2 separate regions of the Homo sapiens genome follow, and region 2 is linked to region 1. A link is an interaction called in ENCODE POLR2A ChIA-PET data of the cell type or tissue named here. Cell type or tissue: A673. All regions are shown on one strand. Each heading gives the region's core, and the rest is flanking DNA. Links, peaks and the distances in the headings are about the cores only. Region 1 overlaps SHROOM3 (shroom family member 3). Region 2 holds the start of SHROOM3-AS1 (SHROOM3 antisense RNA 1).

Region 1 (16,521 bases), core at 5,931-8,430:
TGAAAGAGCAAAACCAAATGGGGAGTTCAAACACAGGAATAAAAATGGATACGGTTTTGACTAAGGCAGAAAGCACACTTAAGCACTGAAGGAAGAAAAATCTCAATTTTTCTAATATAGTGCTATCAGTGGAGAAATGTCTGAGAATTGATGGACCCCATAAATATCTCAAATGGCCAGCCAGTGCTTCAAATAATTCTGATCTTCAAGTTGATCTAGCCAAGCATATAAAGGTAACTCATATACACGTCAAGCACTATAAGAGGATGAGAAAAGCAGTGGATAGAGATTTAATATTTAGTGTGAGTATAAGAAAAAACATTCTCAAAACAGAGAAGAAAACATTCTTTTCTGGGAACATGACATTAGAAAGAAAGAAACCCTTCAGTCTCAGCTATAGCCACTTACCTGGAATGGTAGCTTTGGTGCCAAGGAGGGCCGATCATACCCTGAGATATCTGCATCATGCTGGCATCGGGTTGCTTCTCCCCAGATTTAGTTGTGTGCCACGAGTGAGGTCGGCCTGCAGGCTCACTGCGCCTGGGGAGACACAGGAGGGACCCCCCAACATTAGCCAAAGTCTCAGCTGAGTCTCCTCACTGATGTGACTTGTGGATTTGGAAGCGAAGACTGCTGTGTCCTCAGAGATTGAAAAGCAACCAAGTCAATACTGAGAAGAAGATTTTGCTACTTATTTCTCTGACTAATCATTGTTATTCTCTGCTTAACTTGTAAAAATTTTTACTTATTTTGACATAATTTCAGACTTGCATTAAAATGTTGCAAAATTAGTGTAAAGAATTCTCACATAAACTTCGCCTAGACTTCCTACATGTTAACATTTTGTACTTTATTAATGTAAAGCACATGGAGTTGCCTTGGTCTTTCTTGGTCTCTATCTATCCATATATAAAAATGGGAGCCCGCAATTCCTTTCCATTTCCCAAAGGGCTTTGGATATATGGCAAAACATTTTCTGGGGTTTTCGAAGTCCTCTATCATATCCTGTTGCTGGGTAAATGATACTATTGGTAAGAACTGCAGAAACATTAGCAGCAACCTCAGTGTGAACACTGCTCTAAGCTACATGGTCTAGAGAACAAAATGCCCTCTGAAATTTCTCATTTTGCAAGTCAATGACTTCAACTTTTAAACATCCTGCCCTTACAACACAAAGAATTGACAAAGACAAAGAGAAAATGTGGGTGTCCTTCAGACTGCAACACTGAAGAATGAATTCAGTAAGGACTATAATTCAGTAAGGACTATAGAAAGTCAGAGTCAGGAGAGAGCTGCTGTGCCTTATTTTTGGCAAAAAAAGTCAGGTAATCTACCAGGCATTTCATGCTGAAAATTCTTGAACTGTAAGACTGTAGGGGGATTTTTCTGCAGTTTAGAAACACTTTTATGGGATCCAGGAATCCATCTGGATATGGTGAAAATAATAGCTGTAAATTATTCCAACTCATTGTACTTGGCCTTGTAGCTAAAAATGCACCTATCTCTTTTCTGTGAAAAAATAAATTAGTTTTTGTAATATAAATGAAAAATAATTCCCCTGAAGCTAATAAAATTTAATGTATTAGGACATCAGAAAAATACTAGACCAGGTGTCAGGAGACCTGGGCTCTTGCCCTGACTTCGTTATTAACTTGCTGTCTGACCTTATGTGAGTTACTTCCCCTTCTTAGCTAAGCCTTTGCTCATCTAGAAAGTCAGAAGATTAATCAGAGGCTGGATTAACTGCATCTTAATCTAAAATAACTTTAAAAATATAGCAGACACTGAAGAGCTTCCCAAAATAGATGATGACTTAAAAACAAAACAAAACACAAACATATACTTCAACTCCTTAGAGATTAGGGTGATAGGAAAATGTTCTTGTGTGAAGCAAGGGAAACAAATACACAAATTTTTTTTTTTCAAACAGTCAGTCAACAAAGATTTACTGAATTGAAGGAGTCTGTAGTCAGGTGGACTAATGCTTGAGTTGCCAAATAGGTCAGGAAAAGTGAGAAAAATTCAACTCCCTCTCAAGAGAGGGAGAGAGGCTGGAATGTAGCTAAGGGTACCAGCTCTGAGATAAGAAAAACCTGGGTTCTAATCCAGATTTAAACTGAATACCACTGGTTTTAGCTTTTAGATCTCAGGTAAATTTCGTAATCACCCTGAGTTTCCTTATCAATGAAGGGCAGATTATAGTAGAACCTATTGACGGAGTTTTGTGAGATTAAAAATGAGAAAACACACCTGGCCCATAGTAAGAGCTCAATAAATGTTAAGTCTTATTACCATCATTCATTACTAATAAGTTGATGAATAGTAGACAGGGTAGGGAGACAAGCCTTCAGAGATCTTTAAAAAGAAGGATGGTAAATGATGAGGGAGACAAGAATGGGCAGGAACTGCTGGTGCTGATGAGGCGCCCAGCCCCGAGCTCCCCAGTGAGGTATTGCCCCGAGCTCCCCAGTGAGGTATTGAGTCAATAATTATGACAGAGCCTGGCCTGAGACTTACCATGGTCACAGCCTTTCGGACCCTGGCCATGGTGGTGAGGAAGGGAGCCATCAGAGCAGTGGCTGTGACCTGAAATCACGGGGGTAAACATAGGCCAAAAAGAAACAGACCTCACCCACCTGGAAACTATAAAGGAACAAAAGGGAGCAGGTGCACAGCTTGGGCTAAGGAGATGAAGTAGATGCAAAATCAAGACATCAACAGCAGAACCAACATATGACAATTTGTTTGCCTCCTTGTCCCCACATGTATTAGTTCATTCTCACGCTGCTGATAAAGACATACCTGAGACTGGGCAATTTACAAAAGAAAGAGGTCTAATGGACTCACACTTCCACATGGCTTAGGGAGAGGCCTCACAATCATGGCAGAAGGCAAGGAGCAGCAAGTCACATCTTACATGGATGGAAGCAGGCAAAGAGAGAGAGAGCATTTGCAGGGGAACTCCTCTTTTTAAAACCTAGATCTCATGAGACTTATTCACTATCATGAGAACAGCATGGGAAAGACTTGCCTCCATCATTCAATTACCTCCCACCGGGTCCCTCCCACAACACGTGGGAATTAAAGATGAGATTTTGTTGGGGACACAGCCAAACCATATCACCATACCTCTCTAATCTTCAATAACAGGTCCCATGTAACCACTAAACCTTGAAGTTCAGCACTGCTGCCCAGGTTGGAGTGCAGTGGCGCAATCTTGGCTCACTGCAACCTCTGCCTCCCAGGTTCAAGTGATTCTTGTACCTCAGCATCCTGAGTAGGAGGCTGGGACTACAGGCACACGCCACCATGACTGGCTAATTATTATTTTTCTTGCATTTCTTTTTTTTTTGGTAGAGACGGGGTTTCACCATGTCAGCCAGGCTGGTCTCAAACTCCTGGCCTCAAGTGATCCGCCCACCTTGGCCTTCTAAAGTTGAATCAACCTTTTTTTTTGAGATGGAGTCTTGCTCTATCGCCCAGGCTGGAGTGCAATGGCACAATCTTGGCTCACTGCAACTTCCACCTCCTGGGTTCAAGCAGTTCTCCTGCCTCAGCCTCCCAAGTAGCTGGGATTACAGGCTGTGCCACCATGCCTGGCTAATTTTTTGTATTTTTAGTAGAGACAGGCTTTCACCATATTGGCCAGGCTGGTCTTGAACTCCTGACCTTGTGATCTGCCCACTTTGGCCTCCCAAGGTGCTGGAATTACAGGCGTGAGCCACCGTGCCCGGCCGAATCAACCTTTTTCTCAGTGCAGGTAGGCAGGGAGCCTGAGGGTTCATGGCTCAGCATCTTAGCAGTTCAGTATTCTTGCTGCTAGTCCTTCTCTAATTTTGGACACCAAAGTCCCCAGAAATTAGGCTGCTGCATCTTCAACCGGTTCCTTGAAGGTAGGCTGCCTCACTGACTTAGATTCCTGGTTTATCACCTTGTTCCATCCAATGATTAGAAATCCTTCCTAGTGCTCTAAACCCTTCAGGGGCTGGCCCAAATCACACAGCTAGTAAGTCTGGGAGTAAGGGTTTAAACCCAGTTATATATGACTTCAGGTACTCAACAAATGCCACTGCTTAATCACATAGCAAAAGCCCAGCCTCAAAGAAAAAATAAAGTCTCTTTTGCATGAGATACCTAGAGGTGTTTCATGTATGTATCATTTTAGACCCCAGTGGGCCCAAAATACATTAGGAGAAAGAAGAGAAAGAACAAACTGTCATCTTCCTACTGCTCATTCCCACTACTTAGTGAAGGGAGTTGGCAGAATCACTCTCAGTAGTAGAAATTAGCCCCGGGACTGGGTATTGGCCTTGAGAAGCCAATGGACACCAATGGACCGTGACCTCAGACCAGCACCACGTGACACTAAGGACGGCTCTTCAGTGGCATCATCACCCAACAGTATCTGTCCATGCCTAGCTAGATGCCGAGAAGATTTTCCCACCCAAGAGAAATAGAAAGTGATAAATTCCACAGGCTCCACAGGAAAAAAGATGTCTTCCTGTCAAGGAGATGAGGTGTGAGACAACGTTTACTGATAACTTCAGGGGTTCCAGATAGGCCCTCTAGTTTGCTTGTGCCTATAAGCTGAGTTACTTGGGAGGCTGAGGCAGGGGGCTCAATTTTTTTTTTAATTAGCTGGGTGTGGTGGCATCCACCTGTAGTCCCCACTACTCAGAGGCTGAAGCAGGAGAATCACTTGAACCCAGGAGTTTGAAGCTGTAGCGAGCAATGACTGTGTGCCACTGCATTGCAGCTTCCAGAGAGACAGTCTCTTAAATTTTTTTTTTTTTTTTTTTTTTAGATGGAGGGGATGGGAGTGGAGAGAGAGAAGAGGAAATAAGCAGGATGCTGATGGCTCATTCTGGGGCATGCGAATGAGTGCCTGTGGGACTTTCAGTGGAGAAGGACTAGAGGACTGAGGGCTGGGCTGCATATAGAAATTTACAAGTCACAAAACACAGGGCCTTTGAGAGAAGATAAGTGACTTGAGGAGAATGAACAGGGAGACAAAGGAAATGATTTAAGGATGAGTCTCTGAGAATGATCAAAATTTAGGGGAGAGGGAGCCTGGGAAAAAGCCCAAGAGGAGCTTCCACAGAAGGAGGAGGAAAACAAGTTAAGTATGGGAGTCTCACAGATTTCTAGTGGGGAGAGTGAGGAGGAGGAGGAAACTGTCAACCACTGCAATGCTGTAAAGAGGTTAGTGTGATGAGGGTAGATGCATGGCCACTGGATTTGGCAACTAGCAAGTCCTTGCAATGGCATGCTTTAGGATGGGGCTAAAGGTGAACAAGGGATAAGACAGGCAGTATGGGCAGATGATTCCTTCAAAAACCTGTTTCTAAAGGGGAGAAGAGGGTGGTAGCTAGAAGACTGAAGGGATCCAGGGAGTGAAAAGGTTTTGTTCCTAATGTTTTTGTTTTAAATGAGAAGTTCAAGCAAGTGTCTATAAGGCAGAGAGCGTGCAGAGGCCCATCTGAAGACACAGGACACAGGAGGAGGACTCCTTAAAGACTCAGGAAGGGATGGGATTCAAACACTCAGGTGAAGGGTATGAGCTTATGGAGGAGGAAAGCCAGTGCTGTTGAGATAGAAGAAAGGTGGATGCTGGCAAATGTGAAAGCAAGTAGGTAGCACGAAAAGTTGAGGGGACCTCGTACCCAATGTCCTCTGTTTTCATGATGAACCTAACCTGGAAGAGGGAGAAGTGAGGGAGGTGACACACGGGATCGGGCTCCAGGGATGTGGTACATGAGGACTAGAAGAGTTGAAACTGATATTTAAAAATATTTAATTATCCTTATCTCATCACTATACATTATTTGTACTGAAACATCATTATGTACCCCATAAATATGTACAATTAAATGTCCATTTAAGAAAATAAAAAATTAAACAAATTTTAAAGAGATATTTTAAAGAAATAATGACTAAGATATTGTCTCTGCCTTTAAGGAGCTTACATTCTGCAGGAAAGAGCAAATGAAATAATTCCTACAGTACAGATAAAATAAGTGCTTTAGAAAGTAGGTCCAATACCTGCAATACAAAGACAGCAAACTCAACTTTGGAGCTTTTACTTTGGAGGAGGTTGGAGAGGTAACTATTTATTTGCCCTGGGCAGAGTATCAGGTTTCATCACAGTTCTAATAGATTAAGAACAAGATGACAGGATGATTTTGGCGGTGGGGGTGGGGAGGGGGAAGCAAATCAAAAGGCCCTGAAAAAAACAAAAACACGAGGAAAAAAAAACAAAAAACAACTTTTCTTTTAGATGCAGAAGATATGTTGGGAGAGGGCTTCGGAGATAAATCTTTGTTTTATAAGATTCTTCCATACCGTACAGATAGGAGGTAAGTGATGAAATAAGCGAAGAATTGAAAAGGATGACCAAAAATAGCCCACCAGTGTATATCAGTACAACCTGAATGAAGGCCAGTTTGACAACATCTAGCAAATGATTTTTAAAATAACATACCCATCAAAAGATTGGAAGACAACCTAAATGCCCATTAGCAGCAGACTAGTTAACTCAGTGTGGTATATCCATATAATGGCTGTTAAAAAGGATGAAGTATCTCTATACATACTGATATGGAAATATCTCCAAATATATTGTTACACTGGAAAGATGCAGAATTACATGTACAGTCTGCTACAGTATGTGGGGAAAATCACATGTGTGTATATTAACGTAAAGAGTAGTTTTGGAAGGACACTTAAGAAACTAGATACAATGACTGCCTCTGGGAAGGAAAACTTATTTTCACTGTATTTCATTTTGTAACTTTTCAAATTTTATACTATACGCATGTATTACCTATTGAAAAGCAAAGTATTTTTAAAATAGTCTTTCATTTTGAAAATACAATTCACTGTAGCTTGAGAGTTAAAAAAAAAAAATTAAACAGCTATTTTTTCAGTTAAACAGCTGACTTTCTCAATGATGCGAAACATTTAATAAGCATTCCTAAAGAGCATGGCATACTAATTTTACATTTTGGGATCACTTTGATCTTTAAGAACTTAAAGAAATATTTTCCTAAAGTACATCACATCATGAGCATATCAGTAAGTCAGAAGATGGTTTAATTTTAAAATTTAGCAAACTAAGTTTTGTGTGTGGGTGTAATTCAAACAAAGCCCTTTTGTTGCATTCCTAACCACAAACAAGGAAGCTTAACTGCGTGGGATGGGTAGGCTGATGAAACTGGAATTCGCAAGTGACATGATGTCCTTCTTAGATGATTTTGCCCTAACACAGAGAGATTCAGGAATGCAAAACAAGTTTCTGAGAAATCTACAGTAAGTTCAGTATTTTAAGCAGTATTCACTAATCACCTATGTGCCTTCAACCTTGTTAAATTATAGTTGGAGCTCTGCAAGGTCTTGGAAGGCCTAAGAGTTTATAATCTTGCTGGGGAGGCTCAGATGCAAGAAAAACTATTAAACAAAGTCAGAGCATCATTCATTCACTCAAAAAATATTTGAGTGCCTACTGAGTGCCAACCACCATTCTAGGCACTTGACGAGTATTTTCTCACTTAGCCTTTATATTACCTTTATGATACAGGACTATTAATGAGGAAAGTGAGGTAAATACAGAATAAACAATGTGTTCACTGTCACAAATGTAGTGAGCAGCACAGCTACTAAACCCAGGCATCTCTCTCCAGAGCCTGTGCTTTTAATTTGCAAGTAAGGAGCACTGTGCAATGAGGTGGGAGAGGCAGAGGAGGGAGACAGGGAGTAAGCAAGTAAGCAAATCAAACAAGATATTCTCATATAGTTATAAGGGTTCTGAAGGAAATAAAACTGGGTAATGTGAGAGTGTGATGGAAAGTCCCCATTTAAGTCAGAGACAGCCTCTATGAGCAAGTGACATTCAAACCAAGACCTAAATGATAAGAAATAATTAACCATGCAAAGAGCTAGGAGAAGAATATATAGCTCCAAAGGAAAAATGAATGCAAAATCCTTGAGAGGAGGAATGAGTTTGGGTTTTTAAAGAATACAAGAGAGTATAGCCAGAGCCTTGTGAGTGAAGAGCAGATGGTATAAAATTCAGATCATATTGGGCCACCGAGGCTGTAGAGGCATTTTGGATACAAAAAGCTCACATGAATGGGGTCTGAAGTCAGCCAGAAGGCTTAGTAGTACAGTGGGACTTCAGATGACCTTGAAAGATTGGTATGCTTTGGATAAATGGAGAAAGTGACAACTATTAGTTGGAAAATAAAAAATTCTAAGAACTAATTTTTTTGTTGATGCTATTCTTTAACGAACTGTTATGACACATGTTGCATGGGCTCTTCTCGGTGCAGTGTTATAAAACTCTGCCAGTTATCAACTGGACCCGAGTCAAGTGTATAAGAATACAAAATATACTCAGACTACCAGCACCACAAAATAAAAGTTACCATATTTCTTAAACCCCTTACTAACCCATCAACCTCTCCATCCATTATTGTTTAGTGCGCAATACTATGAGACAAAGTCCATCATAAGAAAGTTCTAATCAAACACCCCCATATCCCCCAAAAAAGAAACAAAATACATCAATATATTCTGCAAATTAGGTCTATTAAATTAAAATTTCAAATATTTGAATTGTAGATCTTCATCATATTCTTATTGAACACTGTGCTTAGCTGGGGATAAAGCACTGGTTTTTTTTTTAACTTTAATTTTAGGGGTACACATGCAGGTTTGTTATATAGGTAAGCTTGTGTCATGGACTGGGGGTGTTATATAGATTATTCCATCACCCAGGCACTAAGCCTAGTACCCAATAGTTATGTTTTCTGATCTTCTCTCTCCTCCTACCCTTCACCCTCAAGTAGGCCCCAGTGTGTGTTGTTCCCTTCCATATGTCCATGTGTTCTCATCATTTAGCTCCCACTTATGAGAACATGCAGAATTTGGTCTTCTGTTCCTGCGTTAGTTTGCTAAGGATAATGGCCTCCAGCTCCATCCATGTTCCTGCAAAAGACATTATCTCATTCTTTTTTACGGCTGCATAGTATTCCATGGTGTATAGGTAGCACATTTTCTTTATCCAATCTGTCATTGATGGCCCTTTAGGATGATTCCATGTCTTTGCTATTGTGAATAGTAAAGCATTGTTTTTAAAGATTCTTTTTACATGCCACTGCTGTTTTTCCCCATTTTTCCTCATGTATTTTTAAAATTATGAAATCGTTTTTTGAGGCAGGGTCTCACTCTGTCACCCAAGCTGGAGTGCAGTGGCATGATCATAGCGTACTGCAGCCTTGAACTCCTGGGCTCAAACAATCCTCCCATCACAGCCTCCTAAGTAGCTAGGACTATAGCACGTACCCCTATGCCTTGCTTATGAAACATTTTAAACATATATAAATGTATCTGGATTAATATAAATAACCATGTATGCATCATCAAAATTTATAAAGTTTATAAAGTCTTCATATTTTCCCCATATTTACTTCTGGTATTCCTCCTCCACCACACCCATTTCTCTTGCCCCTACAAGCTAACCACTGTAGTTAATTTCTTAAGTATCTTTTCCAGTGTTCTGTTATGCAAATACAGGCAAACATGAACATATAATCTCATTTCACTCCTTTCCCAAAAGAAACTTCATGGCCTGTTCTATCCCTTGCTTTTTTACTCAACAATACATATTCAGCTGGGCATGGTGGCTCACGCCTGTAGTCCCAGCTACTTGAAAGTCTGAGGTGGTAGAATTGCTTGAGCTCAGGAGTTTATGATCAGCCTGGGCAAAACTGAGACCCCCTTCTCAAATAAAAGCCCTCAAACATATTGAAGATCATTCTATACCAGTATTTACAGAGCTTCCTCATACCTTTATTTCCTTTCAGCTACCTAGTACTCCACCGTATGCATATATTTGTTTAACCAGACCCCTTTTGTAGACACTTTTTCATGTCTAGTCTTTTGCTATTACAAATAATGCTGCAATGAATAACCATGTCCACATAGTGTTTTCTATGTATGTTGAAATGTCTGCAGAAATTCTTTTTTTTTTTTTGAGACGGAGTCTCGCTCTGTCACCCAGGCTGGAGTGCAGTGGCGGGATCTCGGCTCACTGCAAGCTCCGCCTCCCGGGTTCACGCCATTCTCCTGCCTCAGCCTCCCAAGTAGCTGGGACTACAGGCGCCCGCCACTACGCCCGGCTAATTTTTTGTATTTTTAGTAGAGACGGGGTTTCACCGTTTTAGCCGGGATGGTCTCGATCTCCTGACCTCTTGATCCGCCCGCCTCGGCCTCCCAAAGTGCTGGAGAAATTCTTAAAAGTGGAGTTGCTGGCTCAAAGGGTAAATGCACTTCCAATTTTGATAATTACTGCTAAATTGCCCCCTTTCACATTTTAAAAAGGAAATAAACTCAATATGAACAATTAAATGTCACTGTAGAAATAATTCGGGGGGAGGCCGGGCGTGGTGACTCAGGCCTGTAATCTCAGCACTTTGGGAGGCCGAGGTGGGCGGACCACGAGGTCAGGAGTTCAAGACCAGCCTGACCAACATGGTGAAACCCCGTCTCTAGTAAAAATACAAAAATTAGCGGGGTGTGGTGGTGCGTGCCTGTAATCCTAGCTACTCAGAAGGCTGAGGCAGGAGAATCGCTTGACTCCGGGAGGCGAGGTTGCAATGAGCTGAGATTGCACCACTGCACTCCAGCCTGGGCAACAGAACGAGACTCTGCCTCAAAAAAAAAAAAAAAAAGAAAGAATTCAGGGAGAGATTATATCTTCTTTAGTATAGAATAATAGATGATGCATATTTGAACAACATCCCTTTTTAGGCATTTACTGTTTATAGGAAAATGATAGGCCCCAAATACTAATGATAAAAACATATAGCAATGGAAAACTGGGACCAAGTCAAAAAACACTGAGCTGCACTCATAACATTGTTTCATTCAGATGGTGTTTAGATGTTTATAATATGTTCACAGGAGACAGAAAAGGTCTGAAGCATTTTTAAAAGATTTGAAACAAACAAGAATCTTTCAAAACACGAAAAAAGGTGGCCATTGTCCTTCAACACTCCATTAGCAAAGGGATTACAGGCCTGAACCACTGCACCCGGCCAACTCCTTGTTTCTATAACTACTTCCAGGCTCCTCAAGACTATCCCTCAGACCTTTTGGATTCACAAAAAAAAAAAAAAAAAAAAAAAAAAAAACCTAAAAAACACTTTTCCAAGGCTTTTCATAATTCCCTCATTAATATCTGTGTCTTTAAAAAGTGGTTCAGTAGGTAGAAAGGTATGCATTAGGTAATACCATCTCATAGCAACACACAGTCCCTTCTGGAAAGAAAAGTTGTTTTTAAATGTCACATCCTGATAATATGTCCTGGGGACTTTTGGTTTTGACAGCTGAAGCATCAGTAAGTGTGAAGTCTGCTAATGTGCAGTCATAACGCTGTAACACCAAAACTGGCATAAAAGATACAGCCCCTTTTCTCGTATCCTACTTTACCCCATTCTACCATGCCTGTCCCAATATCCCCTTCACTACTAGTTATCTCCTCCCCATCCTCCATTCTGAAACAGTTTTTGAAGATTAAATTTTATTGATTACTGCATGAAAACACTACTATAAAAGAGAGGGACTAGCAACAGGGGTGTTTTTCATTCAATTGCCGGGGGGTAACAAATTGAAATGTTTTTTTCCCCAATATTCCCCTCTTTATATCCCCTTTGTCAGCAATGACACACACAGAGAATCAGAATATTCAACTGTCCTTCCTACATGTCAACATCTGCATAAAAATCAAGCAGAATTTGATGCAAACATTGTAATATCTATGATGTGTAATAGCATTCATCTTTGCCTTTTATTAATTTACAAACTCAATTACAAAAGAACAGCACAGCATAAATAGAATAGCACAACTTCTAATTACCAATAAATAATTTCTGTTTCTCAACTCTCATTTGGAACTGGGCATTTTATTTGTTGGAGGAAAGAAGGATGGTTTCTACCAATTTCTCCAGATATCAGATATGATTTTAGAATTTTCTTCCATACTGTTTTTCTGTGCCATAGCATATGTTGCTAAAACTTAGGAGAAATCACTTCCATGGTGGTGTGTTATTTTCCACAGACAGGCACATGCAAACACCCCCAAGACTGTCATGGATCTCAGAGAGGCTCAGATAGCTGCAGAGGGCTAGAAATGTTGTGTGTGCCCCTGAATTACTATAGCTTTTTAGGGAGAAGATGTCTGGGAGCTTTCCCAGAGGACTTCTGCTGGCAGACAAATGAGGAGCAGCTCAGCAGGGTGTAGTAAAAGGTGTAGAGCTTCTCCCCTCTATCCAGCAGATGGTGAGGCTGAGTGCCCGGAGAAGGCTACCCCTAAGCAGGAAACCTTCCTCCTTAATGAGAAACCCATAAAAGATTGCCTTTGAGAGTTTAAAGGAGTCCAAATACCAACCAACATATTTCAAAATTAAGCTAATTTTTATACAAGGCCAAGAATAAATTAAATTGCACTCCTCAAAACAAATGAAGAAAGGGTTGTGTTTTTTGCATTTGTGTGTGTGAGGCAGAAGCCTTACCTTTTGATGGTTATTTATTCTAAACACCACTCCATTAAACAAAAGCAAATCCCTCCCAAACCTCTAACACCAAACAAACTGAATTCTCTTTTGGAGTAAGTCTGATGCCTTGTGTTATATTTTTCACTTCTCTATTTCACTGTCTTCCTCTTCATTTAAAGGAAAAGGCCATAAGTAAGAAATTAGAGGCAATAAGAAAACAAAGGAAAAGACAGAAGGCATTAATTTTAGTGAAAAATGTTAAATAATGCTCAAAAGAATCTATATTTTCAACTCAGACTGGCAAAGAAACTTCATTAAAATAAAGTTTCCAAATGTTACTGGAACTGAAATAAAAAGAATAGTGAAGGTTTTAAGGCAGAGCAGCTGAAAATGTAAAAGACTTTAACACTTGCTCCAGCTCAATTCCTACCTACCAATATTTCCACAAGAAATTTTACAATAGAGAAGAGTTTAACTACCACTGCTCAAACAGAAGCTGACACTTTGGGAGAATAAAAATCAAAAGAACGTTCTCTCTTACTCACTTTCAGATGAAAGAATGCCAAATAAAACTGGGAAAACCAGCCCTGTAATCTCTCTATATATAGATGAGCAAATTTGATAATATAAGCAGTTCATGTTGTCTTTTTTATCTTTTACATGGTGTAATAATAAAATGAATGCCTATAATAATAAAATAAATACTCAAATCAGCTAGAGAGCTAGAACATTACCACGACTGTTGCATCCACCTGTTTTTTTCCATGTCCTATTTTAAGTAAAGGCATCTATAGAAGCAAGCGCTGACATTTAGCATAATTCTGGAGGAAAATTTCAAATCAAGATTATATATGGATAAAAGTTGAATTTGAATTATAAGAGAAAATATAATGAAGTATTTAAATCTTCAATTGTGATGGAGTTAAATAATGTACAATTGGCAATCTCAATCAATACTTCTTTTCATATATGACTATAATCTCAAAGTTGAATAAGAAGACTATACCTTTTCTTTGAAATTTAGAATATACACATGGGTTCCTTTTGTCTTCTTTTTTTAAAAAATAGACTTAAAAAAATTTTTTTAGAGCAGTTTTAGGTTCACATCAAAGCTGAGTGGAAGGTACAGAGATTTCCTTGCCCATACCCCTGCCCCACACATGCATGCTGGACAGGGCCAAGGAAAGAATCTTTGTGCCTGAGGATATCTGAATAAAAAACCTTCAAAACTGAAAGGCAAGGAGAAAAAAAGACAGAAAATTCCAGAACAGAATATCCAAGAACTGAGAGACAACTACAAAAGGTGTAACATAGACGTAATGGAAATACCAGAATGAAAAGAAAGAGGGAAAGGAAGAAAAGAAATTCTTGAAACAATAATGACTGAGAATCTCCCCAGATTAATGTCAGACACCAAACCACAGATCCAGGAAGCTCCAAGAACATGAAGCAAGATAAATACCAGAAAAACTACACCTAGGTATGTCAGTTTCAAACTACAGAAAACCAAAGATAAAGCCAAACAGCCTGAAAGAAGCCAGATGGGAAAAACACCTCACCTATAGGGGAGCAAAGATGAGAATTACATCTGACTTCTCCTCAGAAACCATGCAAGAAAGAAGAGAGTGGAGTAAAAGATTGAAAGTGTTGAAAGGAAAAACAAACAAACAAAAAACACCAACATAGATTCTGGATCCTGTGAAATTATTCTTCAAAAGTGTTGAAAGAAGTAAAGTCTTTCTCAGGTAAACAAAAATTGAGGGAATTTGTTGCCAATAGACTTGCCTTGCAAGAAATATTAAAAGTTCTTTAGAGAAAAGGAAAATGATATAGATCAGAAACTTAGATCTGTGTAAAAAAAGGAAGTGCATCAGAGAAGGAATAAGTGAAAGTCAAATAAAATAAAAACTTCCCTTTCTTTATACAAATATTGGCAATGAGAATAGAGAACTTGGCTACTAGTACATAGGTATATAACCATTCCCATAAGAAACAGCAATGGTTACTCTGAAATTCCCCAGGGAAATGAGGAAGGAAAACCGTGAGGTACACAGCACAAAGCACTTGTTAATTTGAATGGGATAAAAAGCCAGTCAAGATACACACATCATAAAAAATAGGGCGACTGTATTTATACATAGGAGAATGAGAATTCCCGAACAGAAATATTAATACTACACCAAATCATGTGAGATATTCAAATAATGAGAATATTCATAACAATTTAGAGAAACAGGTTTAAACCTAACAGGCAGTTGGTTATTTTTCTTTATAAACAGATATAGCACAATATCAAAAAGACAGCTGTTAAAGGCTTGTCATTGGAGGATCCTGCAATGAAAGATTCTGAATCGCATTCTAACACAATACTGAACTTACCTTGTGGCAAATAGAAACATCCCAGATAGCAACCCTCTGGCCAATTGGATGTCATATTCAGTCGTGGAATAAAAAGCCATTCTGCCCTGCTACTGCTCTTTCTGCTCCCCACAGCATGGTAAAAGCCTCACAAGTACTACATGTGCCTCCAGTTGGACGGCCTGAATCGCCTTGAACTTGCCCAGCTCAGCGCAAGTGGGAGGGACTCTCAATGCCAGTCCCCTCTGTAAATTGGCCAATTAAAATTCAATTCCTGCTCTGTAAGAGGGAAGAAGAGAAGGTGACCCTTAATGACTCCCTGAGAAGAGCTGGCATCTTGAACAATAGCCTATAGCTTAGAAATGCTGGAATTCTATTTTTGTGGGCAAGAGGAGGAGGGAAGCAAGGAAAATCATCTGATGATAGAATGCATCAAACTGAAATCAGGAAGTCTCCTTAAATGATCTTCTCTGCTAAACACATGCCCTCCTCCATATGCAAAAATGCCACTGTCTACAAAAGTGCTAGTTGCTTTAAGCCTCCCATAGTTAGGGAGTCGACTGAAGCAGTGGTTCTATAACAACATCTCACCGCATCTTCCTAAGATGTACTGTCATGAAAACACTAAGTCAGCAGCACAGGGACAGAACTCACTGCCAAGGGACAGCACCGCAGAACTAACCTTGCTGTTCAATTGAGAATGAATTAGAGGAGTCAGATTCTGAGCTTCTATTATCCATTCATCTTGATTTACTTTATGAAGCATGGTGATCCGAGATCCCCATATAAGGGTAAATGCTTAATAATTACATCAGACTATTTTTATAATGACTTGTGGGAGAAGGTGAGGAAGGAATGAGAAGCTTATGGAGAAAAGCATCGGCTTGGAAAATCTTCAGTTTCAAGCTAGAACATTTTGTCTCCTTTACCGACTCATTACCCTAGCCCAAGGCTTGATAGATTTTAGAGAGAAGTTTCTGCCAAGATAAGTTAGATCATAAGAATTCCTGTTGATAGATAAGAGAGAATGCAGGGATCTAAGCGGGAAAGGAAGGGTGGGATTGGATCTGTGAGAATATTAAGCCCTGGACCACTAAAAGTGTCTCTCTCTGTTTAACTTGGTTGTTTCACTGGCTCCTATATATACCTGGGAAATGAGCTTCTGGCTTTTCTTTTTTCTTATAGATAAGTGAGAAGATCCTTCCTGGCTATTTTCTCCACAATGAAGGAGCTATGAATATATATATACCTGTTACTCATGGACTTGGAACTAGCTCATGAGGTGACCACAGCACTTTCCAATTCCAAAATCAGTATAGGCCTCTGTGACATGTCACAAATTAGAACTGCTCCATACCCACCATCAACCTCCCACTTCAACATTTATAAGACTCCTAAGAAGATGATAGCACATCATGGTCTGCAGTCTTTTGTGTAAGGACAAGGCATCACTACCTCATCCTTTTCCACATTTCCAAACAGGACTTAGACCAGAGCCAGCTCAAAAGAGCTCTCGATGGCCAAAACTAGATCCATTTGAACAACAAAATAAATAACAGTAGTACTGAATTATAACCCACAGGATAAAATAAATATGGAAGAGTCCTTA
Region 2 (13,768 bases), core at 7,229-9,728, 80 kb before region 1:
CCTTGGCCTCTCAAAGTGCAGGGATTGCAGCTATGAGCCACTGTGCCTGGCCTGCTCTACTTTCCAATGCCACTTCTTTCTTTCCTCTTCCTCCTCTCCCTTCAATATCCCTTTTCCTACCAGTATCTTTAACTCTAAGCTTTGAAAGCATCTATTTTGGAAACTGCAAAGAAAATAAATCTGTTGGGATGCTCACCACAGACTTGGGGCAAGTCATTAGCGTGGGAAGGGGAAGTGGAGAGGGGGCACAGGGAAGTGAGGGGCTAACAGGTTGCAGGAACACACATCTGAGTGTGTTTGCTGCACCCCATCATCTTTCCCAGACAAGAGGTGACAGATCCATGGAACAGGCTTCCAGAAGAGGGGAGCTCCCCCTCAGCTTTTCAGCTTCTCATCCTCTGGATTCTTCTTTTTTGACAGTGATGTTTTCCACCCGAAATATTGTCTGGACTGCGGGTCGGCCGAAGGCGGGAGGGAAAAGGGGCCCAAACCGGAAAGGGGGGTGGGGGGAGGAAGAAGAAGCAAAAAAGAAAAGCAGCTGGAACTCGTCTCCTGGGGACCAGCCAAGGAGGCCCAGGCCCTGGGAAATCTGCTTGTCTCCTGCTAAGCAATCCCTCTCTCAGCTTCCTTTTCAGTCTGTGTGACCCCCGACTCAGACCATGTGTGGCAGCTCCCAACAGCAGGCACTGCAGATGTCCCAGCAGAGATGGAGACCCCCACTGGGAGAGGAGACCTGCTTCCAAGCTGTGAGGAGCCAGCTGCCAAAACTTACAGATGTCCTTCCAAGTGTCAATGTTGCAAATCAGAAAAAAAAAAAGTCCATGGGTATGCATGACTCCAGCCAGGAGGGCAGTGTGGCCAGCAGATATGTGGATTCTTAGTGACAGAAGGATAATAAAAGTACTGGACTTGATAGAAAGAGGAATTTTAAAACTTCAGCACTCTTATTTCTGCAGGATTCTGGTCTCCAGATTGCTCAGCAGAGGGTAGGCGCCCTCGTGGAGGGAAGGGAACCAGGAAATGAGTTTCATTGAATGAATGTGGGGGAGAGTGAAAGAATTCTCTACGGAGGGTCTTAAAACCATTCCGGGCTTGTTTTAAATTTAGAGAAAATTAAGTCATTCTGCAATCATTTTAGGGCTGTGCATGAGGTCAGGAGAAACTATTTTGGAAAATAGATTATATCATGTCACTTCTCTGCGTAAAACCACTGGGAACTTCCATTAGAATAATGGAAGCCAGGCAGAGCAGCATGCTCCTGATCCGAGCTACTCAGGATGCTGAAGGAGGAGAATCCCTCCCTTGAGCCTAGGAGTTTAAGACCAGCCTGGGCAACATAGCAAGACCCTTTATTTTTTATTTTTATTTTTTTTGAAGAGTGAGTCCCGAATGCCCCGCCACAACCTGCAGACCTTCCTGGCAGACCCTTGTCTATATTTCCCGCCTCATCTCCCATTCAGTAGACTCCCCACATGCTGGTCTTCTTTTGATCCTGCAAGCTCCAAACTCAGGCTCTTTATTGAACCCCTCAAAGGGAACCTGCTGTTCTCTTTTCCTAGAAAAGTGGTGTTCCTGGCCTTAGCTTACGAAAATGCTTTTCAAACTACAGATCATAACCCATTAGTGGGTGGTGAATTAATTTAGTGGGTCACAACTTACTTTTCTTTTTTTTTCGAGATGGAGTACCGCTCTGTCACCAGGCTGGAGTGCGGTGGCACCATCTTGGATCACTGCAACCTCTCTCTCCCAGGTTCAAGCCATTCTCCTGCCTCAGCCTCTCAAGTAGCTGGCATTACAAGCATGCACCACCATGCCCAGCTAATTTTTGTATTTTTAGTAGAGATGGGGTTTCACCATGTCAGGCTGGTCTCAAACTCCTGACCTCAAGGGACCTGCCCGCCTCAGCCTCCCAAAGTGCTGGGATTACAGGGATTACAGACGTAAGCCACTGCAACTGGCCCATAACTTATTTTTCTAAAAAAAAAATGTGTACATGTATATTCTGGATACTGTAAAATAAATTTCTTGCTAATGGGTCTTAGTTCATAAATGTTGACAGCCAGTGGCTTAGGAGTTGGTGGTGGATAATTCAGGCTTTGTTTTTTGTTTTTTGTTTTGAGACAAGGTCTCATTCTGTTGTGGAGTTCAGTAGCATGATCTCAGCTCACTGCAACCTTCACCTCCTGAGCTCAAGCAATCCTCCCACCTCAGCCTCCCAAGTAGCTGGGACTATAGGTACATGCCACCACAGCTGGATAATTTTTGTATTTTTTGTAGAGTCGGGGTTTTGCCATGTTGCCCAGGCTGGTCTTGAACTCCTGAGCTCAAGCAATCTGTCCACCTTAGCCTCCCAAAGTGCTGGGATTAAAGGCGTGAGCCACCACGCCAGGCCTTTTATTATTTTTTTCCCCTAATAGTGCAGAGGCACTATAACCAATGTTTGATAGAAGTGAATTGCACCTGGCCTCAAAGATCATTAACCAGCTTAACGAATTTTTGGTGTCCTATGTAGTGGAAGAAAAGAAGTGTGGGAGTTAACAAAATGAGCACAAATTCTTCCCTTCCCTGCTCTCTTGCCCTTGCAGTGTGATTGCAGCTCCACCTATCATGAGATGGACTTTATTTCTCGATCTCTGGAATCTGGGCCGAGCTTGTGACTTACTTTGATCAATGGAACAGGTAGCAAATATGACACAAGCAGAAACTTGAAAAGTCCTAGCACATTAGGGCTTGCCTACTCTTCCTACTCTTGAGAATCCCGTAACAACCACCTTATTTATAAGCCTCAGCAAGCCTGCTGGAGAACGAGTGACACGTGGCCCTGTTACCCCACTGCCCTAGCTGACAGCCAGCACCAACCACCAGACATGTGAGTGAGGCCATCCTAGGCTAAGTGCCCTCAGCTGACCCACTGATGAATTGCAAACACATGAGCAAACCCAGCTGGGATCAGCCAGGCCTGGCCCAGATCAGAAGAACCAGCCACTTGACCTGCAGACTTGTGAGTAACAATACGTGACTGTTGTTTTAAGCTACAAAGTTTCAGGATGGTTAGTTATTGCATCAAAAGCTAACTGATACAAGGAAAATGGGAATGGAAATGGAAGTTAAAAGAGGAAATAGATGAAGGCCAGGCACCCTGGCTCACACCTGTAATCCCAGCACTTTGGGAAGCGGAGGTGGGTGGATCACTTGAGGTCAGGAGTTCGAGACCCACCCTGGCCAACATGGCGAAACCCTGTCTCTACTAAAAATACGAAAAATAGCCGGGCATGGTGGCGCACACCTATAATCCCAGCTACTCAGGAGGCTGAGGCATGAGAATAGCTTGAACCCAGGAGGCGGAAGTTGCAGTGAGTCGAGATCATACCACTGCACTCCAGCCTGGATGACAGAGCAAGACTGACTCAAAAAAAGAAAAAAAAAAAAAAAGAAAAGATAAATGAAACAGATGTGAAAACGGAAGTTACAGTGAAATGAGAGGCTGTTGGCAATATTTATCCCTTCTCTCCAGGCCTACAGGGAGGCTGAATTCTTCGTCCTGCAGAACAGTAGGTCCATTCCTGAATCTCAGGGATGGTATTTCAAAGCCTAGCTCAATGTCTAACTTGTAGAATTATCCTCAGTAAATATTTGTTGAATAAATCAATGGCTTGGAGATAATTTCTTCCCTTTGAATTGTAAGATAAAGCTTGGAAATTGGCTAGCAGCTTCCAGTCTCCATGTTGTATACATTTGTGATTGACATAGTTTGGATATTTGTCCCCCCAAATCTCATGTTGAAATGCAATCCCCAGTGTTAGATGTGGGGCCTGATGGGAGGTGTTTGGGTCATGAAGGTAGATCCTGCATGGCTTGTCCTTGCAATAGTGAGTTCTCAGGAGATCTGGTTATGTAAAAGTGTGGCACCTCCCCCCATCACACTCCCACTCTCACCATGTGACACACCCATTCCTGCTTCACCTTCTCCCATGAGTAAATGCTCCCTGAGGCCTCCCCCGAAGCTGAGCAGATGCTGGTGCCATGCTCGTACAGCCTGCAGAAATTGAGCCAATTACACCTCTTTTCTTTATAAATTACCCAGCCTCAGGTATTCCTTTCTAGCAATGCAAGAATGGCCTAACACAGTGGTATTAATAGGAGCGTGGCTATGTATGGGATGCATGATTAAAAGTTCCACAGCAGGCACTGCTGTTTAGTCAACCCAATATCCTTTCCTAAACTCCCATTTCCTTGTCATGTTTTACTACAGAGGCTTGGAAAAGTTAATATTCCATTTTCCAGACTCCCTTGCAGCTAACAATGGCCAAATGATGAAGATCAATGAGATATAAATGAAAGTCTGCTGGAATGTTGCTGGAAAAAAATTTGCTTTTCTAATAAAAGCAGCTCTGGGGCTGGGCATGGTAGCTCACACCGGTAATCCCAGTGCTTTGGGAGGCAGAAGGAGGAGGATCACTTAAGGCCAGGAGTTTGAGACCAGCTTGTGCAACATAGTGAGTCCCCCGTCTTTATAAATACAAAAAAAATTAGCCAGGTGCGTGGTACACACCTCATACTTCTGGCTACTTGGGAAGCTGAGACAGGAGGATCACTTGAGCCCAGGAGTTTGAAATTGCAATGAGCTATGATTGCTTCGTTGCACTTCAGCCTGGGTAACAGAGTAAAACTCTGTCAAAAGAAAAAAGAGAAGAGAAGAGAGAAAAGACACTCTGGTTGGCATTGCCTACACTGCTCCTTTTCTACCTACTTTGAATGCAGATGTGATGCCTATAGCTGTTTGGATCAGCAGCAGCCATCCTTTGATGATAAGGGAAAGTCCAGAAAAATCACGGAGAACTTGGCTTTGATCATTGGGAATTCTGCAAAGTCTGCCGTGTCACATTTGCTGATTTCCCAATGGCTCAGAGTTAATATAGCAGAGGACCAAAGAAGGGTGTCGATACCAGGAAATGTGATTCACTGGAGCCATTAATATAACAATATACCACTACCTTCCTCAAGACACTTTATTTCCATCTGTTGAAAAATTGCTGTAGTATCCTCTTTTTATTAGAATAAGACATTGGACTTATCTGCCAAAAACTGTAACAAATACACAAATCTATGATGCCTAAAATGTGAACAGTACCTTCTCAGATGGCATTGTGGTGCAGTGCACAGCCTGCACAACCATACCTAGTGGCTGTAGTAAATCTTATCAGCCTACTTTAATTATGTGTTGAGGACTGGGTTCAAGTTTTATGTCTTTTTGGTGCTTCACACTTAATACCATGCCTACCATTTTATAAAAATGTGTCTTCTGTCACTTTCTATAAATTTCATTTATCTATAACAGAGCCCCTCTAAACAGTATTTATTACAGCGAGATCTCCAGACCACCTGCATAAAAATCACCTAAAGAACTTGATAAATGCAGATTCCTGGGCCCCACCCCAGACTTACTGGCCTAAAAGGTAAAGCTTCAACTTCTTAGCATGGTATCTGATATGGTTTGGCTCTATGTCCCCACCCAAATCTCATCTTGAATTGTAATCCCCACGTGTCAAGGGAGGGACCTAGTGGGAAGTGATGAGATCATGGAGGCAGTTTCCCCCATGCTGTTCTCCTGATAGTGAGTTCTGATGAGATCTGAGGGTTTTATAAGTGCTGGTTTCCCCTGCTCTTCTCTCCTTCCTGCTGCCTTGTGAAAAAGGTACTTGCTTCTCCTTTGCCTTCTGCCATGTTTGTAAGTTTCCTGAGGCCTCCCCAGCTATGCGGAGGCCTGACTCATTAACTGTGAGTCAATCAAACCTCTTTCCTTTATAAATTACCCAGTCTCAGGTATTTCATTATAGCAGTGTGAAAACAGATTAATACAGTGTATTAGTCTGTTTGTGCTGCTATAACAAAAACACTGTAGACTGGGTAACTGATAAACAGAAATTTATAGCTCACAGTTCTGAGGGCTGGAAAGTCCAAGATCAAGGTGGAAGCAGATTTGGTGACTGGTAAGGGTTTGTTCTCTGCCTTATAGATAGTGCCTGGTTGCTACATCCTCACATGGTGGAAGGGGTAAATGAGCTGCCTTCAGCTTCTTTTATAAAGGCACTCATCCCATTCATGAGAACTGAGCCTGACTTCCCAAAAGGCTGCCTGTTAATAGTCTCACATTGGGGATTGTTTCAACATAGGAATTTGGGGAGACACATTCAGAACTTTGCCTTCATCTTGGTCTTTCCACTGCCCCCAGCATTCTCCCAGGCAAATGCACATCCTGCACGTACACACAGCTGTGCTTAGCAAACTTCAAATATGCTAGACACTTATCTTGGGGCCTGAACTCTCACCATTCCTCCTTGGAATAACTCCACCTCCTCCTACTTGTCTAGTCTGGTGAAATTTCTCTTATCCTTCAAGGCGTAGCTTAAAGGCCAGCTTCTCTGAAAAACCGTTCCTATTGCCTCTTCCTCTGATTGGAGTCTGCTCTCCTGAGCTTTTCTTGCTACTTAACAGTGCTACTCCAAATGTACCAGTAAGTCTATAATTATTTTTCTTACATCTTATTTGTTACAGCTTCACATTTAGTAAGTCTTAATAAATGTTTTTCAATGAAGTCAACTTCTTTAAAACAATTATAATATTTTTAACATTAAAAAAACATAGTTTAATAATAAAATGGGTCTCGCTAGCCCAGCATGGTGTCTCATGCCTGTAGCACTTGGGGAAGCTGAGGCAGGAGGATTGCTTGAGTCCTGGAGTTTGAGACCAGCCTGGCCAACATATGGAGACCCTGTCTCAAAAAAAAAAAAAAAAAAATTAGCCAGGCATGGTGGCACAAAACTGTGGTCTCAGCTACCCAGGAGGCTGAGGCTGCAATGAGCCGTGATTATGCCGCTGCATTCCACCTTGGGCAGCAGAGCGAGACACTGTCTCAAAATCATCATCATCTGGATCCTATATCTCAGATTGTGCTAAACAAACCTCAAACACACACACAAACATACCCCCAGAAAGCCAGACAAAAGTTTTATTTAGGAAATAGTGGTAAAGGTTTTTCTCTCAACTTACAAAGAGAAATTAATTCAGAACATTTTATTTTGAGATGCAGTCTCACTGTTGTCCAGGCTGCAGTGCAGTGGCACAATCTCTACTCACTGCAACCTCCACCTCCTGGGTTCAAGCGATTCTCCTGCGTCAGCCTCCTCAGTAGTTGGGATTACAGGTGTGCACCACCACACCTGGCTAATTCTTTGGGATTTTTTTTTTTTTCAGTAGAGATAGGGTTTCTCCATGTTGGCCAGGTTAGTCTCAAACTGTTGACCTCAATTGATCCACCCACCTCGGCCTCCCAAAGTGCTGGGATTACAGGAGTGAGCCACAGCACCCAGTCCAGAACATTTTATTCTTAATGCTAGTATTTAGAGTAAATTTAGATCCAAGAGCATCTTACTTATATTTTATTTTTGTTATGGAAATGTCTAACATACATGAAAGTAGAGAGTCCAGCACAGTGATTCCTGAGTACCTATCACTCAGTTCCAACAATTGGATCTGCTGTTCTTTCAAATGATGCTAATTCTAAAACACTTTTATTCATTTAAAAACAGAGTTAAAAATCAATTAATTTAAAAACACCCTCGTGTGTGGGGTTGGAAAACCAGTCATGGTTTTAAAAGAATAACGTTATTAACAATCACCATCTGGTCATCGGTGGACACCTGAAGGTAGAAAGCCACCGTTTTCAACTGAGTGCCCTACTGGGGGAGAGGGGGTCTCAGACTGCCCAGGCAGGGGAGAGGACTGGCAACAGAGGAATCAGTACTGCCCTGCTGCTCAAATTCCCCAGTAGCTAGTTGAGCCAAGACAAGAAGAGCAATATGTGGGCCACAAGGTTCTTCAGGGGGAAATGGACATCAGAGGTTTTGACTGGGGTCCCAAATTCACAAGGAGCTTCATATTTAGACTTACATGACATCTTTAGTTACATTGTTTTGTGAGTGTGTGTTAAGGGACAATTTTTTAGTGTAAACACCTAAGATATTCTACAGTTTGTGTGACTTTTTGGCATTTATCAAAATTTTTTTTAAAAAGCGGTTCCGGGATCCTCTGTAAAAAGAAGTGGCTTGAGGTGCTCTTGACCGCTAGAAGACTCTGATAGAGGTTAGGTTAAAAACAAGCAGCACTTCTCAATTTTGGCCAAGATTTTCTTCACTACTAGCTCCTGGCTGAAGCTGATTGAAATAGCGTCAAGGATAAAATTGGGTTCAAGAGTGGCAAAAATGGAAAAAGAAAAAAAAAAGACCCAGAAGCCAATTAAATAAGGTGGTTGGAAAGGCAGGAAGGGAAGCAAAAAGGAAAAAATAAGAGATAAAGATAGGGTGGAGCACACTGCGAAGAGACCTGGCCGAGAGGAGAGGAGCAGTGTTCTCTTGGGGTCCACAAAAGGAAGTCTGGACTTAATTTTATTTAATCCAAGTGCTTTTGGCTTTCTTAGAAAGCAGGAAGCCAAGGCACAAAAAGTCAGGATCTTGATAATTAAATTTTTTTAAACCGGAAAGCAAATACCAGGATTTTCCCTAGAGACACACTCACCACAGGACACATGGGCGAGGGAGAGCCTGAATTGCTGTTTCTTATATAAACATTAAAACCCAAGGCTTTCCATCTGTCCCCACCCCTCACCCCCAATCCCCAACTGGTAGCTGTGAGAGTCCTCAATGAGACTCCTAGGAGGGCTTCCCACCGTCTGGGGCCACTCTGCTTCTCTGTAAGGGGGAAAACAATGAGAGGAATTCAGGGTTCCCTACTAGGCTGGCGCTGACCCACGATGGGGAAGCAGCCTCTTGGCGAAGAAAGGAGGAAGAAAGAAGAATTGCTGACTTGATTCCCCTCCCTCCCAAGGAACCCGGGAGGAGGGCATTGAGAAGTTGGTAGCATCCTGGAGAAAGGGTGGCCTTTGTGAAAAGTGCAGGCTCCACTGGATGCTTGAAATGACTGCTCCTGCCACCCTTTCTAAGGTCTCCTCCAGAAGGAGGGAGGAGCGCAGTGAGAGTGGGATGAGGACTTACTTCATCACACAAGGAAGGCTGGTGAACCAGTGACCACTGGGTGAAGAAAGAGAACTAGGGTCTGGAGAAGAGCCAATCGAGAAAGCCTGTGGGGCGGCTCATTAATGAGCTCATCCATCCAGGCAGGTTAAATTGCAGGCAACTGGGTTGCCCAGGAAGCAGCTGAAGTTTAGAGACTAAACAATATGCAATCACGATAATTTCCTCTGCCTGTGACTCATCTCGGAGGGTGTCCAGGTGATGGTGCAAAGATAGACTGAGAAAGAAGGCCTTTCTTTTCTAATAGCAAATGCAGAGAGAGCAGGAGCAATATTGTCAGGAATGCATTTCTCAGAAATCTAAAGAAGTGTTTTGTCACTTTATTTATAACATTTCAAAACTATTTTTGACTCGCACTACCTAATTACTTTGATTTTAGGTAGTGCAAAGCTCTTTGTAATACATAATAAACACACGCTTCCTCCCGCACCCCACTTAGGGAGAAAACAGAATGTTGGGCTTTTGCAGCCTGACAAGTTTATGTAACAAGCAGCATCCTTTTTGCTGTTTATGCATGAAGGGAAGCCATGGGAAAAATGGATGAAGTGTGGAATTCCAAGATTTTAATAAATATCAAACACAAGAAAAACTCTCCACTTGGTTGGGATGAATCGTGTTCTTCGTCAACTGCCTGTTAAAGCATTTTGATTCCATCTCAGGGAGGAGGAGGGAGGCAAGAAGGAGGAAAGAAACATCTTCAGGGTGCTCTTAGCAATGCATTCTTGCTTCCCGGCCCATGGCCTCTTTTCTCCTTAGAACTGTTTTTATCTTTTTTGGAGAACAAAGCCTCTTTCAACATTCCTTAGCTTACAGATGGGTAATGAGGCAAGAAGGAGGTGAAGTATCCTCACCGGCACCCAATATGAACCCAGTTCTCAAGTCCACTTATTTTTTTTAAACCTCACTGTCTCTGTTGTAGGGTTAATTCTCCTCCCGCCGCCTCTCTCAGGCCACTTCCCCTCCCCTCCCTGTGTATTTGCAGTCACAGAGCTCGTCTCAGAGGGGAGAGGAGAAGAGCTATTTGATCCTGGCCTCATGTCCATCAGGGGCCTCACATACGGCCTTTAGGCCTTATCTCCAGATGAGCTTATGCAGGCAGTCATTACAGTTGCATGCGTGTAAACAACACTGGTAATCAAGGCGGAGCTTTAAAATACAGCACAATTACAACTTTTTGTAGCTGTTTGGCATGTCTTCATTTAAAAAATACATTTAGGGCTTCAAAAGAAGTGGCTCAGGCCTCTTTCACCCGAGAAGCCTTGCGTGCACTGTTAGCAAACTCACACAAGTGAAGAGGGACCTTTCTTTGCTACACAGCGTCCTCCGTGGCGAGCTGGAGGGAAGCGCTCTCAGCAGAGAGGGTCGCCCTCACCAAGAAGCCAAAGGGAAGAGGACAGAATCTATCTTGTAGGGACGCCCTTGGTCTTCAGAAGGAACACTTTTTCTGTTTCACAGAGATCTGTGGAATGTGTGGGTTCCCTGAAGAGGTGGACGGACCCCCGGGGTCGCGCGTTTTCTCAGCCCTGGGCCCGTAGCGGAGCTCGATCCTTCCAGAGCTCAGGGCCAGAAATGTTGCGATTCCGAACACTTTGCCTTTCTTCTGAGAGGAGCCGCCCGGCAGACGCTCATCATTAAGAAGCAACGTAATTAACAACGAATGTTTCCCCTTGGCGCTAATGCGAACACCCTGGGGAACTGCCAAGTCTGGTAGGGGAATCGCAGCCGGGGGTGTCTGGGGGAAGCCAGCGTGGGCGGGCGCGGTGGGCCTGGGATTGCTTTTAGGCGCAGCAGCAAGGAGGGCGAGGGCGAGTGGAACAGAGGTCGGAGACCTTGCTAAGCTGCTGGCCTTTTCACGTTTCGGACCCTGAGAGTAAGCTGAGAGAATGGATGGGGTCAAGGCTGGGACAGGCTGTTGGCTACTGCCGGTGGGAGGGAATCCGGGCGGGAGACTGAGACCGGGCGGAAAGGAGGGAGACAGAGCACTCCCTCTAGGCGCTGAGGTCCGACACCCGCTTGATTTGTCAGTGCCGCCAACAGCCCTCCTCCTGTTGTCAGCAAGGACAGTCGGTAGGGCCTGCTGAGGGCCAGGCACAGTGCAGGGGCGAGCGCCCAAAGGTAGGGATCAGCCGCTGGTCTCTGTGCCCAGGGGTTCAAGGCCTGGGAGGAGACAGGCTTTGAAGACTTATAAAACAGTTGTGGGTGCTAATTTAGACATATTCCAGACATAGTCACAGGGCAGTCCCGACCAGAGGAGTTTAAGTCAGTGTTGTTACAATGCTTTATTTAATTAATATTATTTTTGGAAGGCTGTGTGCACCTGGAGGAGGCCAGCGGCTGTGTCTGTTTTGTTCACTGCTCTATCACTCCCACCTGGGATAACTCTTGGCAAATATGATGACAGCACCCATTGACGAGGTGCTTAAGATATATAAGGTTGGTGCAAAGTATTTATACGGTGCACCATATAAATACTTTATATTTGGCAGTCATCTGATCCTCAGCATAGCCTCGAGAGAGATTAGCCCCATTTTACAGATTATCAAACTAAGGCAAAGGATAATAGTGAATCTGGGTCTGAATGTAGTCCGTCTGGCTACAAAACCTGTGTTTTAAAATCATAGGCATAAATTGACTCAGAACTTGAAGAATGACTAGGAGACCAGGAGGGGTTGGGTCGGGGGAATTTTTGCTTTTATTTTCATAGTTTTGCTTCTCAGGTGTTGAGAGTAGTGCACCCTAAAAGTCCCGCTCATGTTTTGGTTGCCTGTGCTTGAGGGATATTACTCAAGAAACCTTTGCCCAGTCCAATGTCCTGGAGCGTTTTCCCATTGTTTTCTTGTAGTAGTTTCATAGTTCGAGGTCTTAGATTTAACTATTTAATCCATTTTGATTTGATTTTTGTATATAGTGACATGGGGTCTAGTTTCATTCTTCTACATATGGATATCCAGTTTCCCCAGCACCATTTATTGAAGAGATTGTCCTTTCCCCAATGTATGTTCTTGGCACCTTTGTTGAAAATGAATTCACTGTAGATGTATGAATTTATTTCTGGGTTCTCCATTCTGCTCCATTGGTCTATGGGTCTGTTTTCATGCCAATACTGTGCTGTTTTGGTTATAATAACTGTGTAGCACAATTTGAAGTCAGGTAATGTTCCTCCAGTTTCATTCTTTTTGTTCAGAATAGCTTTGGCTCTTTTGGATCTTTTGTGGTTGCATATACATTTTAGAATTTTTTTTTTCTATTTCTATGAAGAATGTCAATGGTATTTTTATAGAGATTGCAGTGACTCTCTAGAGTGCTTTGGGTAGTATGGACATTTTAACAATATTGATCTAGTCCATGAACATGGAATGTCTTTCAATGTTTTTGTGTCCTCTTCAATTTCTTGCATCAGTGTTTTATAGTTTTCATCATAGAGATGTTTCATTTTTTGATTAATTCCTATTTTATGTGTACCTATTGTGAGATTACTTTCTTGATTTCTTTTTCAGATAGTTCAGTGTTGACATATGGAAATGCTACTGATTTGTGTAGATTTTGTATCCTTCAACTTGACTGAATTTATCAGCTCTAATAGTTTTTTGGTGGAGTCTTTAGGTTTTTCCAAATATAAGATTTTATCACCAGCAAATAAGGATAATATGACTTCTTTCTATTTGGATGCTCTTTCTTTTGTCTTTCTTCCTTCCCTCCTTCCCTCCTTCCTTCCTCCCTTCCTTTGCTCTTTTCTGCCACTCATGTTTTATATTCACTGAGGTTCAACAGGTTTTGGCCCAATTGCCTGTCTCAATTCTGAAGTAAGCATCTCAGGCACTATTGTTCATGATGCAATGAGTGAACAAATGAGTGAACAATGAGAGGCATTGTTCATGATGCAATGCATTTGTTCATGATGCAATGAGAGGCAATGAGTGAACAAAAAGGGGAAAACTTGGTTCTATCCCTGTACAGAATTATATACAGTGTGAAAGCTAAGAGATGGGGCCATATGCAGTTGGGCAAATGTAAACCAAGTAAAGTTTATTTTTGCTGCCCTGTGGAATTGTACATTCTCTCATCTAGGTCTTTTTAATCTCTTAGATACCTAGCTGCTTTCTTTTTGTCTAGACCTGTACGGTACTTAGGAAAAGAACTGTAACTCAAGCACAGTAGGTGCAAATAGCTAATATTTGTAACTTCAACAAGCATTTAATGAGCTTACCCTTGTTAAATCAAACTAAAATCTGGCCTGAGAAAGTCTCTGTACTCACATAGTTGAGTCCTTATGGATAAACCGTAAGCTACCTTGGTAGGTAGACAAACTATGAACCTGATTTAGGAGTATGTAATAAGAGCTGAGTCTTAGCCAATCCTGAGGCAGAAGAATAGGGTCCACTCACAGGCGGCCAACTGTTCAAATTGTGTCCAAATAAGGCAAAGGCTGAGCTGTAACCAGTCTGGCTGTTTCTGTACCTCACTTCCGTTTTCTATATGTCACCTTCCTTTTTCTGTCCATAAATTTGCTCTGCCCACGTTGCATTGCTCGAGTTGCTCCAAATCTGTAATTCTGAGGGCTGTCCAGTTTGCGAATTTTTTTTTTTTCTTGCTTCGTTTTTACAGTGGGAAAGAGGAGAGAAGAGTGTAGGTTTTTAGAAAGGAAATAGGAAACTTATGTCTTTTAAGACCTTTTAGTG

Evidence for each region. Peaks named below come from ENCODE experiments on the same cell type or tissue, not always from the same donor. Only the 100,000 strongest peaks of a DNase experiment are listed, where the experiment ranks them.
Region 2: POLR2A ChIA-PET joins it to region 1 with 9 read pairs; 2 of 35 experiments call an interaction of 5 or more read pairs at or near these places.

What each region holds. Positions count from the first base shown.
Region 1 is chr4:76,714,823-76,731,343 of GRCh38, reverse strand. SHROOM3 (shroom family member 3) reads right to left here. Exons shown (of 11, transcript NM_020859.4): 4 at 409-540. The region is part of intron 2 of SHROOM3-AS1 (SHROOM3 antisense RNA 1); the gene reads left to right. Among named protein-coding and RNA genes, the nearest start is that of SHROOM3-AS1, 79 kb to the left of the region's middle. In A673, for the core only: no CTCF peak of the experiment used is centred there; a DNase peak (open chromatin) is centred at 7,193; H3K27ac peaks cover 1,210 bases.
Region 2 is chr4:76,799,085-76,812,852 of GRCh38, reverse strand. SHROOM3-AS1 (SHROOM3 antisense RNA 1) reads left to right here and starts at 10,390. Exons shown (of 3, transcript NR_187405.1): 1 at 10,390-10,796. It overlaps LOC124900719 (a long non-coding RNA gene), which reads left to right. Exons shown (of 2, transcript XR_007058150.1): 2 at 624-925. RefSeq lists an enhancer at 10,815-11,605. In A673, for the core only: no CTCF peak of the experiment used is centred there; DNase peaks (open chromatin) are centred at 8,602 and 9,152; H3K4me3 peaks cover 434 bases; H3K27ac peaks cover 1,337 bases.